2 separate regions of the Homo sapiens genome follow, and region 2 is linked to region 1. A link is an interaction called in ENCODE POLR2A ChIA-PET data of the cell type or tissue named here. Cell type or tissue: Caco-2. All regions are shown on one strand.

Region 1 (8,000 bases):
GTGCAATCACTCCAGCATCTTATGTTGAAAGCCTGTTTCTCCTTTGTTGAGTTGCTTTTGCACCTTGTCAAAAATCAGTTGGGCATATTTATGTGGATCTGCTTCTGGATTCTTTATTCTGTTCCATTGACCTATGTGTCTATCTCTCCACCAATATCACATAGTCTCGATTACTGACCTATATAATATGTCTTGAAATCAGATAGACTGAGTCACCTCCCACTTTTTTTCTTCTTTTTCAAAATTGTTTTGAAGTCCAGTTCCTTTGCCTTTTCATTTAAATTTTAGGATAAGCTTGTTTATATCTATTTTTAAAACTTTCTGGGATTTTGATAGGAATTATATTAAGACTTCATATCAATTTGGGAGAATTTACACCTTTATTATGTTGAATCTTCTAGTCATAAACACAGTATGTCTCTCCCTTTATTTAGATATTTTTATTTCTTTCATCGGCATAGCATAGTCTTCAGCATAAAATCCCTGGATATGTTTTATTAGACTGACACCTAAGTATTCCATTCTTTTTGAGTGATTGCAAATGATATTATATTTTAAATTTTGATGTCTGCATGTCCATTGCTAGTATATAGAAATACAATTGATTTTTGTATGTTTATCTTATATCCTGCAAGTTTACTGAACTCAGTACTAAGAGTTTGTTTTTCTTGTATACTCCTTGGAATTTTCTATATATAGATAATAATGTCTTCCTTTTTATTCTCCCTCACCCCATCCTTTTGTCTTACTGCACTGGCTAAAACTTTCAGTACTATGTTGAATAAGAATGTAAGTGTGAATACGCTTGTCTTATTCTTGATTTTAAGGGAAAAATATTCAGACTTTCACCATCAGGTATAATGTTGCTGTAGGTTTTTTATAGGTGCTTTTTACTAAGTGGATGCATTTCTTTTCTATTGATAATTTTCTGAGAGTTTTTTTTAAATCATGAATGAGTGTTGAATTTTGTCAAATACTTTTTCCACATCAATTGATATGATCATGTGATTTTTCTTCTGTAGCTTGTTAATATGGTTGATTACATTTATTGATTTTCCAATATTGGACTAGCTCTGCCTCCCTATAATAAGCCCCACTTGGTCGAGATGTATAATTCTTTTTACATACTGCTGAATTTTATTTACTAATTTTTTTTTTCAGGATTTTCATGTCTGTTTTCAAGATAGTATTGATCTGTGGTTTTCTGACTTTTTTGTTTTGTTTTTTTTTTTTTTTTTGGTAGTTTTCTGCCTTCATCTGGTCTTGGTAGAAATAAAACCAATTATGAAGATACCATGGGTTGAGTGTTTGTGTTCTTTCTAAAGTTCATGTTGAAACTTAATCCCCATTATGGTAGTGTTAACAGATGAGGCCTTTTAAGAAGTTATTAAGTCATGAGGGAGAGCCCTCATGAATGGATTAGTGCCATATGAAAGGTCTGGAGGAAACTAGCTAGGCCCTTTTTGTCCTTCTATCCTTCTGCCATGTAAGGATACAGCATTTATTCTCCCAGGAGGATGCAACAAGGTGCCATGTTGAAGCAGAGATAGCAGCCCTCACCAGACTCCAGAACTGCTGGTGCTCTGGTCTTGGACTTCCCAGCTTCCAGAACTGTGAGAAAAAATTTATATTGCTTATAAATGATGCAGTCTCAGGTATTTTGTTATAGCAGCATAAATGAACTAAGAATTCCCTCCTTACCTATATTCTGGAAGAGATTACGTAGAATTGGTGTTAATTCTTTAAACATTTGGTAGAGTTATCTAGTGAAAGCATTTAGGTCTGGATATTTTTCTGGGAGGGAATTTCAAAATTATGAATTAAATTTTCTTAATAGTTATAGGGCTATTCAAATTATCTATTTCATATTGGGCTGGGCACTTTGGCTCATGCTTGTAATCCCAGCACTTTGGGAGGCCACGTGTGCATTCTGATGTGTATTAGAACGTACATGGTCTATCTTGGTGTGTGTTGAGTGTGCATTCTGATGTATATTAGAATGTATATGGTCTATCTTGGTGTATGTTTAGTGTGTATTCTGATGTGTATTAGAATGTATATTCTGCTATTGTGTCAGCTGTTCTACAAATGTCAATTAGGTCCTGTTGGTTGATGGTGTTGTTGAGTTTTTCTACAGCCTTGCTGATTTTTGGTCTACTCGTTCTATCAATTGTTTAGAGAGGAGTGTTGGAGTCTCCAACTATAATTGTGGATTTGTCTATTTCTACTATCAGTTCTATCAGTTTTTGCATCATATAGTTTGCAGATCTGTTGTTTGGCATACAGACAGTTAGTATTGTTAATACTTCCTGGTGGATTGACCCTTTGATCATTATGTAGTCTCCCTCCCTGTCTCTAGCAATTTTCTTTGCTCTGAAGTCTACTTTAGCTTGATACTAATATAACCATTTCTGTTTTCCATTTTTTTGAGACAGAGTCTCACTCTGTTGTCCAGGCTGGAGTACAATGGTGCGATCTCTGCTCACTGCAACCTCTGCCTCCAGGATTCAAGCAATTGTCTTGCCTCAGTCTCCTGAGTAGCTGGGATTACAGGTGCCCACAACCAAGCCCAGCTGATTTTTGTATTTTTAGTAGAGACGGGGGTTTCACCGTGTTGGCCAGGCTGGTATCGAACTCCTGACCTCAAGTGATCCACCCTCCTCAGCCTCCCAAAGTGCTGGGATTACACGTGTGAGCCATAGTGCTCGATCTCTGCTTTCCTTTTATGAATGCTTGCATGCTATGTCTTTTTCTATCCTTTTTTTTTCAATCTGAATATATATATTTTAGAGAAGGGTCTTGCTCTATCACTCAGGCTGGAGTGTAGTGGTGTGATCATGGCTTACTGTGGCCTCAGCCTCGAACTCCTGGGCTCAAGTGATCCTCCCACCTCAGACTCTCGAGTAGCTAGGACTACAGGTGCAAGCTGCCATTTCCAGCTATTTTTTTTTTTTCTTTAGAGATGAGGGTCTTGCTATGTTGCCTAGGCTGGTCTTGAGCTCCTAGCCTCGAGCAATCCTCCCACCTCAGCCTACCAAGTAGCTGGTATTACAGGTGCAAGCCACCAGGCCTCACTCAGGTGGGTCATATTTGTAAATCCAATCTGTCAATCTGTCTTTTAATTGATTATTTTGGCTACTTGCATTTAATGTACTTATTGATATGCTATAACTTAAGCCTGACATTTTATTTCTTGTTTTGTTTGTTCTGCTTTCTGTTTCTCTGTTCACTTTCTCTGTCTTCTGGGTTAATTGAACATTTTTCCATTTTGATTTATCTGTGGTGTTTTGTTTTATTTTGAGATGGAGTCTTGCTCTGTCACTCAGGCTGGAGTGCAGTGGTGCCATCTCTGCTCATCGCAACCTCTGCCTCCTGGGTTCAAATGATTCTCGTGCCTCAGCCTCCCGAGTAGCTGGGATTACAGGTGTCTGCCACCATGCCTGGCTAATTTTTGTATTTTTAGTAGAGACAGGGTTTCACAGTGTTGGCCAGGCTGGTCTCAAACTCCTGACCTCAAAAGATCCGCATACCTCAGCCTCCCAAAGTGCTGGGATTATAAGTGTGAGACATCACCCAGCCTATCTATAGTGTTTTGAATGTATTTCTTTTTTAGCATTTGTATTTCTTTGTATAGCACTTTTAGTGATTGCTCTAAGTATTCCATTGTGTATCCATAACCTATTTCAGTCAACTGATGTTCTTTTTTATCCTTTGAGTGAAGTATAGAACTCTTTCCCCCCATAACACCCTTTTATCTTCCCCTGTTTATAGTATAATTGTCTTAAATATTTCTTCTACATACATTGAGAACCACATCAGATAGTGTTATAAGTTTTGCTTCAACCATCAAATACAATTTGGAAAACTCTTGAGGAGAAATAAAGCCTATTGTGTTTGCCAATATTTTTGCTTACCATGTACTCTCTTCCTTGCTTCATGGTGTTCCATCCTCCTTGTATCATTTCTTTTCTGTTTAGACAACTTCCTTTAGCTATTCTTCTAGGGCGGTTCTCCTGATGACAAATTATCTTAGTTTTTCTTCATCTGAGAATATTGTGATTTCCCCTTAATTCTCACAGGATATTTTTACTGGGTATAGGACTCTGGATTGACAGTTCTTTTCTTTCAGCATTTGAAAAATATTTGTGTCACTTTTCTTTTGGAATACATGGTTTATGATGAGAAATCTATTTCGATTTTAATTGTTTCTGCCATGTTTTCCTCTGGCTGATTTCAAGATTTTTTTCTTTGTATTTAGTTTTCAGAAATTTGATTATGATGTCTCTTGGTGTGGATTTCTTTGGGTTTATTATGTTTGGAGGTTTGCTCAGCCTGTTGAAACTGTACATTTACATCTCTTGGCAAATTTGGGAAGTTTTCAACTATATTTCTGTGAGAATACTTTTTCGGTTATGTCTTTTTGCTTCTCTCCTTTTGGAAGTCTGAGGACATAAATGTTAGATCTTTTGTTATAGATTCACGGGTCCTTGAGCCTCTCCAGGTAGTCTCCAATGACATCATGGTGGGGGTGGCCTTGTGACCTTTGGATAATAATGAAAATCTCGAGTCTCTACTAAGCTCCTCTGATACCATTCCAGAAGAGAGGGGAGAGGCTCCTCTTTACTGCCACAAGGAGGACGAAGTCCAGGCTCCTCTCGTGGCCTGCACCAGAGAATTATTCACTGTAAGGAGATCAGCCTTATTTCTAAATACCAGGCAGAGAAGTGAAGAGATGGTGAGCACCAGCAACTCTGGAGTATAGCTGCTGGAAATGGTGCACAGACCAATGAATCTTTGCTAGCCGCTGTGTCAAAGACCGTGCTGGCGTTGAACCCTGACCTTCTCTTGGATGCCCATGTTTTTAATCCTTTGGTTTTCACTCACAGCTTAGATATCATTCCCATGGCTACTGGATATATGGGTCTGGCAGACCTTATTGAAATATTTATAGAATATTCCCATTTTGTGTTATGATTTAAAATACTCCAAAATAAATATCCTTGAATGTATGCAATTCAGCACTTGGGTAACTGTGTCTGTAGAACAAATACCTAGAAGACTTGTTAGATTGAATGTATGCTTCAGGCTGGGCATGGTGACTCATGCCTGTAATCCCAGCACTTTGGGAGGCTGAGGTGGGTGGATCACTTGAGGTGAGGAGTTTGAGACCAGCCTGGCCAACATGGTGAAATCCCATCTCCACTAAAAATACAAAAATTAGCTGGGTGGGGTGGCACGTGCCTGTAATTCCAGCTACTCAGGAGGCTAAGGCACGAGAATCACTTGAACCTAAGAGGCAGAGGTTGCAGTTAGCCAAGATCATGCCACTGCACTCCAGCCTGGGTGAAAGAGTGAGACTCTCAAAAAAAAAAAAAACCAAAAAAAAACACCTTATGCTTCAGAAGCCATTCTTAGGAGATAAGCTCCAGTATATTAATTTTCTCTATATAGAGTCGCTCTTTTTCCCTCTGCAGCCCTTAACATCTGAAAATATATTTTCTTTTGTTTAATTATCTCAAGATTGTTTATACAATTTTGCAACTTGATTTCACCTGGAAACATTTTTGGTAGTTGCCTAGCTATTTCTTTGATGTGCAAGCCTAACTCACTTTGTCCTGACCCTCTAGATCTTGTAATATTGGATTACTTGAGTTTACTTTTTAAAACTGTATCTTTGACTTATAGAGCTCAAACGCAATGTGGATTTGTTTCATCTTATTCCTTTTTAACAAATTATTTCCTTGATTATTGACCAAATGTGGGTTTCTCAGAATACCGTTTGTCAAATCTTTTCAGTCTGGTATGTGCCTATATCGTTGCTAAGATAGATTATGACTGAATGTCAGTGACACATTCATAATAAAAAGCTCCATAAGTTTTTTTTGGAGGAATTGTGTTGTGAAATTGGAAATATTAAAAAAATATGTGTAGACTTCCCGTTTAGCATGGCAGATTCAATACTTACATATATCTGAGCTTCATTTCCACCCTCTCCTCCCTGTCCAAAATTACAATGAAGGACTAAAAAGGCATAAACTCATAAGGACAGAGAGAATTGGAGGGAGAGAAGAGTAGAGAAGCTGAAAAGTGGTTTGAGGAATGGTAACTCACTTAGCAGCGGAGGCTGAAACCCACGTATCTCAGGAAGGGAAGAGTAATGAGAAACAAAAGATTTGTTCAACAGAACACCTGAAACCTTTTGAAATTGGGGACACCAGTACAGTGGAAGGGGCAAAGGAGGACAAGATCATGGAGATGAAGACAGAGAGATTATTTGATGGTTTCTCAAAGGATCTTTTAGACCTCTAATCCACACCATCAGAGTATGACCTTTCTCTAACCTCTGTAGAACACGAAGTTCCTTCTCTGGAGAAATTGACCAGAGTCTTCGGCTCAGAGTACTCCCACCATCCTCCCTGCTCCCACTATGGCAGTGGAATTACTGCTTGGACCCTGGTCTCCAACTCCATTATATTGAAGACCAGAGTGGAAAATCAATGGAAAAACTCAGTAAATCCAGAGAAAATACTCACACATAATGACACTGGTTGTGGGGGTCTGCCCCATGAAAGAGCTGGCTCAACACCTGATCACTCTGCACGCTGCCAGGGGACAATTCTAATTTAATCACACAGCTCCTCCAAACAACTTCTTGGTGTCTCATATTTATGTATGAATCAACAGCCCAGATCATCAGACTTTTGAGGGACGCTACCCAAATAGAAGACAGAGGCTAAAATGTCTATGTGTGGGGAGAGCTATCAATTTTGAAGAAAAAGAAAATATTATGAGGAAAAGGCAAAAAACAAAATGGACTTAAAGAGAAGTTATAAATATCTTTAGAGAGATGAGAAGGTATTACAGCTATGAAACAAGATAGGAAGCTATTAAAACAACACAACAAAAAATATCAGAAGAAAACACTCTTAGAAATTAAAATAATTAGGGCAGAAACAAAAAAAAATCAACAGAAAGTTTAGAAGATAAAATTGAGGAATTCTTGCATGAAGTAAAAAAAAAAAAAAAAAAAAAAAAAGGACAAAAATAGGACACTGGCCCAGTGCGGTGGCTTACACCTGTAATCCCAGCACTTTGGGAGGCCGAGGCAGGTGGATCACATGAGGTCAGGAGTTAAAGACCAGCCTGACCAACATGGCGAAACCCTGTCTCTACTAAAAATACAAAAAAATTAGTTTGGCGTGGTGGTGGGCACCTGTAATCCCAGCTACTCGGGAAGCTGAGGCAGGAGAATCGCTTGAACCTGGGAGGCGAAGGTTAAAGTAAGCTGAGATGGCACCATTGCACTCCAGCCTGAGGGACAGAGCAAGACTCTGTCTCAGAGAAGAAAAAAAAGAAAAAAGAAAATAGGGCACTGGATTGTCTCATTCCTTCATTACAACCCTCCTTTCTCTTGTCTTCCTGCACTTTCATGGTGGGATACTAAAACTTCCTTTCTTAGACTTTCCTGTAATTAAATTTGCCTTTTGATACATTTCTGGTCAAGGAGTCATAAGTTTAAGTCTGTAGAAAATTTCTGGAAAGGCTTTATTCTTCTGATACAAATACAAACCTTTCTGCTTCCTTCTGCTGCTCATTTAGTTCTGCCTTGAATGTGGATGGGATGGATGGAGCTGCAGCAGCTATCTTGTAGCCATGGGTAAGAGACCAAGAGAGTTCCAGATATTTTTGCCCTGACATTCCTGAGCCTCTGAAATAACACTGGTCCAATGACTTCTTGACTTCTTGTGTGAAAACAAAAACAAAAACAAAAAAAACCCCTAATTTGTTTAAGCTACTGTTTAATTAGATATTTTTTTGATCCTAGTTGAATCATAATATACACAAGAAAGGTTAAGAAACCAGAGTTGTTTAATATTTAACTAGTAGAAGTTTCAGAAAGAGAAAACAGATGATGGGTAGAAGAAAATTATCAAAGGAATAAGAGAAGAAAATATTACAGAACTGAGCTTTCATGTCTTGAAATGACACATTACCCTGAA
Region 2 (8,000 bases), 320 kb before region 1:
CCCATCTCAAAAAAAAGAAGAAGGAAAAGAAAAAAAAGTTGAAGTTGATGACAGAGACTTAAAATCATCTTAATGGCTACATTTCAGAATACTTAAAGCGCCTTAGAATCTTGTTTTTCCAAAAGAGCACTAGGCAAAATGCTGTGCAGAGAGGAATAGAGACTAACCAGTAGATTAAAAAAAAAAAAACAAAACAGAATACCACTGGGTGGGGAGGTATCATAAACTAAAGGAAGGGAGTTTTAACAAGTGGGATAGAAACCTATGTTAAATACGGAAAAGAAGAGGAGGATGTGGACTGAGAAAAAAACTTCAAGCATGAAAAGAAAACACTAGTAATCCTCCAAAGCAGCAAATATGGATGAAGTTATGTATATGAGAGCCTGTCCAGGGGAACTTCCCAAATGGCAGAGGTATCAAGGAAGCAGGGACAGCATGTAGCACCCATGGAGTCAGTAAGTTTGGCAGCAGAAATGAGAACAGAGAAAGCGTGGTAGCCAAGAGGGCAACTGAATTGAAAGAAAGTGTTCGTCTTCTGTTTTTAAGATGGGAAGAGCTGTATATCTGAACAAGAGGAAAGAGGTCCACTAAGCTAGTTGCGAGACAAAAAGAGAAAAGGACAGGAGCAAAGTCCCAGCAAATGGAAAGAGTGAAACAGAATGGCATTAAGTTTCAGAGAAAGGCATGAATACCTCATCTGAGACTTAATGGAAAGAAACAAGAATGGATGCAGGCACACAGAGATTTATGGGAGTAAGGGAAAAGATGAGGGTGTTCTGGTGAGACAGCTTCACTTTCTCAATCGGTTGAAAGCAACCATTCACCTGGTACTTCCCACTCTTCTGAGTAAGGCTAACCCAATGCTGGTAAACAGCTATGTTTATTTTTGTTTTTGTTTTTACACACAACTCACACTTCTCTGAATAGCCATGTTTAAAAGCTTAACTGAAGAGCTATTACAAATACAAACCCATAAAGTAATCAGGAATAAGTCATCAATCTTTCCAATATGGTATTTGGGAGAAAATATACTTAGGATTACCCCTGGGTTTAGAGATTACCTTTAAGCCATTCAGAGAAGACTGTGGCTCTGATTAAGATCCATTCTCTTGTCCCCTCCTTTGGCTGCCATTTTCCAATGCAATGATAAGGTCTGACAGCTGGTAGAGGCAGACATCTGATGAATGCAAAGACTTTTATTTGTCCAGATGACAGAAGAATGTGAAGAAACTGGTCATTTGAAATCTAGCTCCATCATGCTCTCCTTATCGCCCTTTTTCCATTGCTTCATTCTTCCCTAGCTACACTTTCAGGTTCCAGTTCTCAATGTTCCATGTGATTTGAAAGCTTTCACTGCTGTTCCATGAGATTTCGCTCCACTATGAAAAGCCCCAGGCTCCTTTTAATTATCAAAATCTACTTCACATGCATCATGTTCTTAACAACCAAACACCAAACTCCCAACAAAGCTGCTTAGTATCACTTCAGTATCTACACTGTATATGTTTGATCATCCTTGTTATTAACAAAAACAGCCCCTTCCATAGGCAGCAATACAATCTCTTACGTTGTATCCAAGGTCAGTAACAAAAATGACAGATCGGTTGGAAAGAATGTCACATGCATGCATGTGTGTAAATATGCACATATTCATCTACTAAGAGTGAATAATTATTTTTGTAACTTTATATATAAAACACCAACCATATTACTTTTCTCTTGCAAATATTTCATTTCTTTAGAATGACATACAATAGAGTGGGATTCATTAAAAAATATGAGTGGTTGAATTTCAAGTAAGAAATCTATACAGGGTTTGTTAACTTCTTGGAATCTTGCTAACTTACATCAAATCTACTATTTTGCCTTTGTGTTCTGTCACAGCCATTTGTAGCTACTTTCTAATTTTCTAATCTTTCATTTCCTATAAAATGCTTTACATGTCAAAATAAATTACTAATTCAGACATTGCTATGAAAAACAGAAATCCCTTTGATAAAAAAAGGAACAGATATTTGGATTATGGAGCATAAATTATACTCTGGTATATTTATGCAAAAGGGTTAAGGCCAAAGAAAGAATCTGCTTGCTTATTAAAAATGCAAACATTACCTCAGTCATACAAATAGCCCCAAACTCGCCCAGCCACTGCCTCTGCAGATCACCCACCAGCATTAGCATTACATCATATGACATTATGAAACAATAGTGAACTCTGTGTAATACTTCAATATATTGTTTTGAAAGAATAAACTGTCATTAAGTTGAATAAAAGCTTTCTGAAATCAAACCTGGGGGGTACAGGCTTCACTGTGTGGCCTTTTTACTATTTTGAGGAATGGCCTCATCCTGAAAGCAGGAAAGGGGGAAAAAAGAGTCAGAGTATAAAGGCGACAGTGATGCCTGGCCCCTGCAGCAGCCCAGCAGGCAGAGGGTAGGGCTTTTAATTATCAGGCAGAACAACGTCAAAGCAGGAGGCTCTGCAACAAATGCTGCACCTCAAAACCCAAACAACCTCATACCCACCACGCTAGTTCCTGTATATCCTAGTGATTTCTATAATGGGCTTTGCTAGAATTGGAAACTAAGTCTTATTCTATGTCCTGATGCAATCTTAAAATGTGCTATCACTTACAGCCATGTGACTTTAGGCAATTAATTTAAGCTCTCTAGGCCTCAATATTTTAATCTATAAAAACAGAAAGAACAATAGCTATTATGTAGAAGCATGGGGGATAAGATACTATTATCATAATTAAACTTATCATTTCCACCCCCTTTGCCTATCTTTCCTAATCACGGCCCAAGATGTTTCGTCTTCACAAGTGAAACATGAGCATCACCTTCAATGCTCACTGGCTTTTTGTTTGCTATAGTCTGGCCACAGCCACATGTTGTCATTTCTAGATTCACGCCACTCTCATCAAGTGGGGGTTGGGGTGGGGGGGATGAATTATACAAACTATTTTCTATAGTATTTTTTGAAACTCGGGCCGGGCATGGTGGCTCATGCCTGTAGTCTCAGCACTTTGGGAGGCTAAGGTGGGAGGAGCACTGGAGTCCAGGAGCTCAAGACCAACATGGGCAACATAGTGAAACCCTGTCTCTACAAAAAAAAAAAAAAATGTATTTTAATTAGCCGGGTGTGGTGGTGCACACTGTAGTCCCAGCTACTCTGGAAGCTGAGATGGGTGGATCGCTTGAGCCCAGGAGGTGGAGGCTGGAGTGAGCCATGATCTCATCTCTACCTTCCTTAACCAAATCCCCGATAACCTCTTCCTATAATCTGCTCCTTACTAGCCTTCCTCCTTCCTCACCTATTCTCAATGTTCTTAATAACCAAGGCTCAAAAAGGTGGAAAAACAAAGCCAGACAACATAATAGTTGGTGGCAAAGTCCCAGTTAAAACTCATTTATCAATGCAACCAGGTCCAGTTGCATTGCATTAACTGCATCACATTAATTATTCACTTTCAGGGCACTCAGTGATGATTTATTTATTTTGAGACAGAGTCTTGCTCTGTTGCCCAGATTGGAGTGCAGTGATGCAATCTTGGCTCACTGCAACCTCCACCTCTAGGGCTCAAGTGATACTCCCACCTCAGCCTCCTGAGTAGCTGGAACTACAGGTGCCCACCACCATGCCCGGCTAAGTTTTGTATCTTTTGTAGAGACAGGGTTTTGCCATGTTGGCCAGGCTAGTCTCAAACTCCTGTGCTCAGGTGATCCAACCGCCTTGGCCTTCCAAAGTGCTAGGATTACAGGCGTGAGCCACCATGGCCAGCCCTCAGTGATGACTTCAAATCTGAGGTTAGCTTCCCTTAACACCAAGTCTTCTAGATATTTCCCCTACTAGTGATTAATCATAAAACGAATTACAGCTGACCCTTGAACAACAACATGGGTCTGAACCACGTGGGTCCACTTATACGTAGATTTTCTTCTGCCTCTGCCACCCCTAAGACAGCAAAACTAACCCCTCCTTTTCCTCCTTCTCGGCCTACTCAACGTGAAGACAATGATGAAGATCTTTCTGATGATCTACTTCCACTTAATGAATAGTTAATATACTTTCTCTTCCTTATATTTTTCTTTGAGACCAAGTCTCACTCTGTCACCCAGGCTGGAGTGCAGTGGCATGATCTTGGCTCACTGCAACCTCTGCCTCCCGGGTTCAAGCGATTCTTGTGCCTCAGCCTCCCAAGTAGCTGGGACTACAGCTGCACGCCACCACACCCAACTAATTTTTGTATTTTTAGTAGAGATGGGGTGTCACCATGGTGGCCAGGCTGATCTCGAATTCCTGACCTGAAGTGATCCATCCTCCTCGGCCTCCCAAAGTACTAGGATTACAGGCATGAGCCACTGTGCCTGGCCTTCCTTATAATTTTCTTAATACATTTTCTTTTCTCTAGTTTACTTTATTGTAATAATATAGTATATAATAACATATAACACAAAAGATGTGTTAATCAACTGTTTATGCTATCAGTAAGGCCTCTAGTAAACAGAAGGCTATTAGTAGTTAAGTTTTGGCTAAGTTGAAAGTTATATGCAGATATTTTTTTTTTTTCTGAGATGGAGTTTCACTGTTGTTGCCCAAGCTGGAATGAAGTGGTAGTCTCAGCTCACTGCAACCTCCATCTCCTGGTTCTAGCAATTCTCCTGCCTCAGCCTCCTGAGTAGCTGGGTTTACAGGTGCACACCACCACACCCAGCTAATTTTTTTTTTTTGAGATGGAGTCTTGCTCTGTCACCCAGGCTGGAGTGCAGTGGCACAATCTTGGCTCAATGCAAGCTCTGCCTCCCAGGTTCATGCCATTCTCCTACCTCACCCTCCCAAGTAGCTGGGACTACAGGCACCCGCCACCACACCCGGCTAATTTTTTTTGTACTTTCAGTAGAGACAGGGTTTCACCGTGTTAGCCAGGATGGTCTCGATCTCCTGACCTCATGATCCACCCGCCTTGGCCTCCCAAAGTGCTGTTTTACAGGCGTAAGCCACTGCGCCCGGCCTAATTTTTTGTATTTTTAGTAGAAATGGGGTTTCACCATGTTGGCCAGGCTGGTATTGATCTCCTAACCTCAGGTGATCCACCCACCTCGGCCTCCCAAAGTGCTGGGATTATAGGCATGAGCCGCAGCGCCTGGCCGGCTTTTTTTTTTTTTCTTTTGAGGCAGGATCTCACTCTGTCACCTAGGCTGAAGTGTACTGACATGACTACTGCTCACTGCACCCTTGACCTCCTGGGCTCAAGCGATCCTTCTACAACAGCTTCCCAACTAGCTGGGACGACAGGTATGTGCCACCATGCCTGGCTAATTTTTTGTATTATCTGTTGAGACAGAGTCTCATTGTGTTGCCCAGGCTGGTCTTGAACTGTTGGACTCAAGTGATCCTCCTGCCTCAGCCACCCAAAGTGCTGGAATTACAGGTGTGAGCCACCATGCCCTACTATTGTTAACTTCTTTAGAGAATCACATTATTCCTCAAAATCATGAAAACTAAGAAGATGAGTAGGCCATGCAAGGTGCCTCACGCCTGTAATCCCAGCACTTTGGGAGGCCGAGGTGGGTGGATCACCTGAGGTCAGGAGTTCGAGACCAGCCTGGCCAACATGGTGAAACCCCATCTCAACTAAAAATAATAATAATAAAAACATTTAGCTTGGCGTGGTGGCAGGCATCTGTAATCACAGCTACTTCAGGAGGCTGAGGCAGGAGAATCACTTGAACCTGGGAGGTGGAGGTTGCAGTAAGCCAAGATCAAGCCATTGCACTCCAGCCTGGGTGACAGAGCAAAACTCTAAAAAAAAAAAAAAAAAAAAAAAAAAGATGAGTAACATGATATAATGTGTTGTTTTACATAAGAGCCAGAATGTTTACCAAAGTCTAACTCTCAGGCCTGTAGGGAAGAAATTGATTAGGAGATATACCTAATGTGAATGACGAGTTAATGGGTGCAGCACACCAACATAGCATATGTATACATATGTAACAAACCTGCATGTTGTGCACATGTACACTAAAACTTAAATAATAATAAAAAAGAAACTGAAAGCTTGTATTTCCTTATTTATGAAACAGATGAAGCACTGGTAAGAATAAGACAATATATGGATCATCTATAAAGCACCATTTGTTTTTGTTTTCTAAATAGTGTGGAACAGTGTAATATAGGATTTGACATCAATGAAGAAGGTTCAAGTACAACCTCTGTGTATGCCAGCTGCCTTATAAAAGGCTTATAAGAAGCTTATCTTACCCCAATCATTGAAACACATTTAATGATGTAAGAATTAAAGGGATGATATGTGTATGAGGAGGGGCATTTTAATTCAAATAGCTATGTAAATGTAAGATGTTTTACACTGTATTATACCAAGTTAAGTAAACCAGGGCCTTATGTTCATTATTTCCTAATCTTTGGTGGGGGTGAGGGAGGAGAGAACTGAAGGACTCTTACAGCAGAAACACCAGTTAATATAAAATAATCTCCACTACTTAATAGAGATACAAAAATAATAAAGTTGTGGCCTTCGTTCAAAAGGTAACTACCACAGTATATGCTAATTGGGTGGGTAATCTCTCTTCTCAAACACACACTCTCATATAAAACTGCCGCCAGGATTAATTACGAGTGTATCAGTAGTGATGGAGATTTTTCTCTATGGATCTGAACTAGTCCACCCACTGTCCAGATCACAAATAAGAATGAAAATCTTTCCATGGGAATATAACAGGGAAGGGCCATTTCCAACCTCATTCATTCACTTAGTCCCTATCTTATACCAGATTATATTTCACGTGCTGGGAATTCAACAGTGAGCAAAAGAGAAAATACCTGCCATCATGGAGCTCACATTCTAGCAGAGAAATATAGACAGATAAAGATATTTGCAATAGGTCAATGATAATTAAGTGCTATAGAGAAAAACAGGTAGGCAAAGGGGCTGCAGTTTTAATTAAGGAAATCAAGAAAGGCTTCACTGAGAAGATGCCATTTAAGCAAAGACCTAAAGGAGATGAGAGAGCAAGATACATGGATAAGTAGAGGGAAAGTAGTAGGGCTACACAAACGTCTCCAGCAAGTTCAGATAAAACAAAACGCAATCCTTTACCTTTCAAAAGGGGCTGGAAGGTTGGAATCTCTTGCAACTTGATGACATCGGGATCGTTGCTGACGTTCCGTGAGGCCTGGGAGCCCTGAGCTACAACCACAATATCATCCATCTTGGCTCTATGCTTGGCTGGTGAAGGAGTCACTGAAAATAAAGTTACACTGCTTAGGAGATGCATATTAGGCATCTCTGCCTCACCAAAGCAGTTTTTGGTGTAGTGATTAAAAAGAATAATTTTATAAAATGTAGCTATCTTGCAGTTGGGGTTGGGGTGGCAGGGATGAATTATAGAAACTGTTTTCTATAGTATTTTTAAAAGCTCAGGCTGGAGCCAGGCACGGTGGCTCATGCATGTAATCTTAGCACTTTGGGAAGCCGAGGTGGGCAGATCACCTGAGGTCAGCAGTTCAAGACCAGCCTGGCCAACATGGCGAAACCCTGTCTCTACTAAAAACACAAAAATTAGCGGGGCATGGTGGCGGGTGCCTGTAATCCCAGCTACTCAGGAGGCTGAGGCAGGAGAATCACTTGAGCCCGAGAGGCGGAGGTTGCGGTGTGCCAAGATCGTGCCACTGCACTTGAGCCTGGGCAACAGAGTGAGACTCTGTCTCAAAAACAAACAAACAAAAACGCCACCTCAGGCTGGGTGTGGTGGCTCATGCCTGTAATCTCAGCACTTTGAAAGGCTGAGTGGGAGGATCACCAGAGTCCAGGAGTTCAAGACCAACCTGGGCAACATAGTGAGACCCTATCTCTAAAAAAAAAAAAAAAAAAAAAAAAAATTTCTTTTAATTAGTCAGATGTGGTGGTGCACACTGTAGTCCCAGCTACTCAGGAAGCTGAGATGGGAGGATCACTTGAGCCCAGGAGGTCAAGACC

What was found. ChIA-PET counts read pairs that join two places held together with the same protein. Peaks named below come from ENCODE experiments on the same cell type or tissue, not always from the same donor. Only the 100,000 strongest peaks of a DNase experiment are listed, where the experiment ranks them.
Region 2: POLR2A ChIA-PET joins it to region 1 with 5 read pairs; 6 of 35 experiments call an interaction of 5 or more read pairs at or near these places.

Annotation. Positions count from the first base shown.
Region 1 is chr12:12,036,736-12,044,735 of GRCh38, reverse strand. No RefSeq gene overlaps it. Among named protein-coding and RNA genes, the nearest start is that of BCL2L14, 30 kb to the left of the region's middle. In Caco-2, no CTCF peak of the experiment used is centred here; a DNase peak (open chromatin) is centred at 4,609.
Region 2 is chr12:12,360,471-12,368,470 of GRCh38, reverse strand. It overlaps BORCS5 (BLOC-1 related complex subunit 5), which reads right to left. Exons shown (of 4, transcript NM_058169.6): 2 at 7,122-7,265. Among named protein-coding and RNA genes, the nearest start is that of BORCS5, 7.4 kb to the right of the region's middle. In Caco-2, no CTCF peak of the experiment used is centred here; no DNase peak of the experiment used is centred here.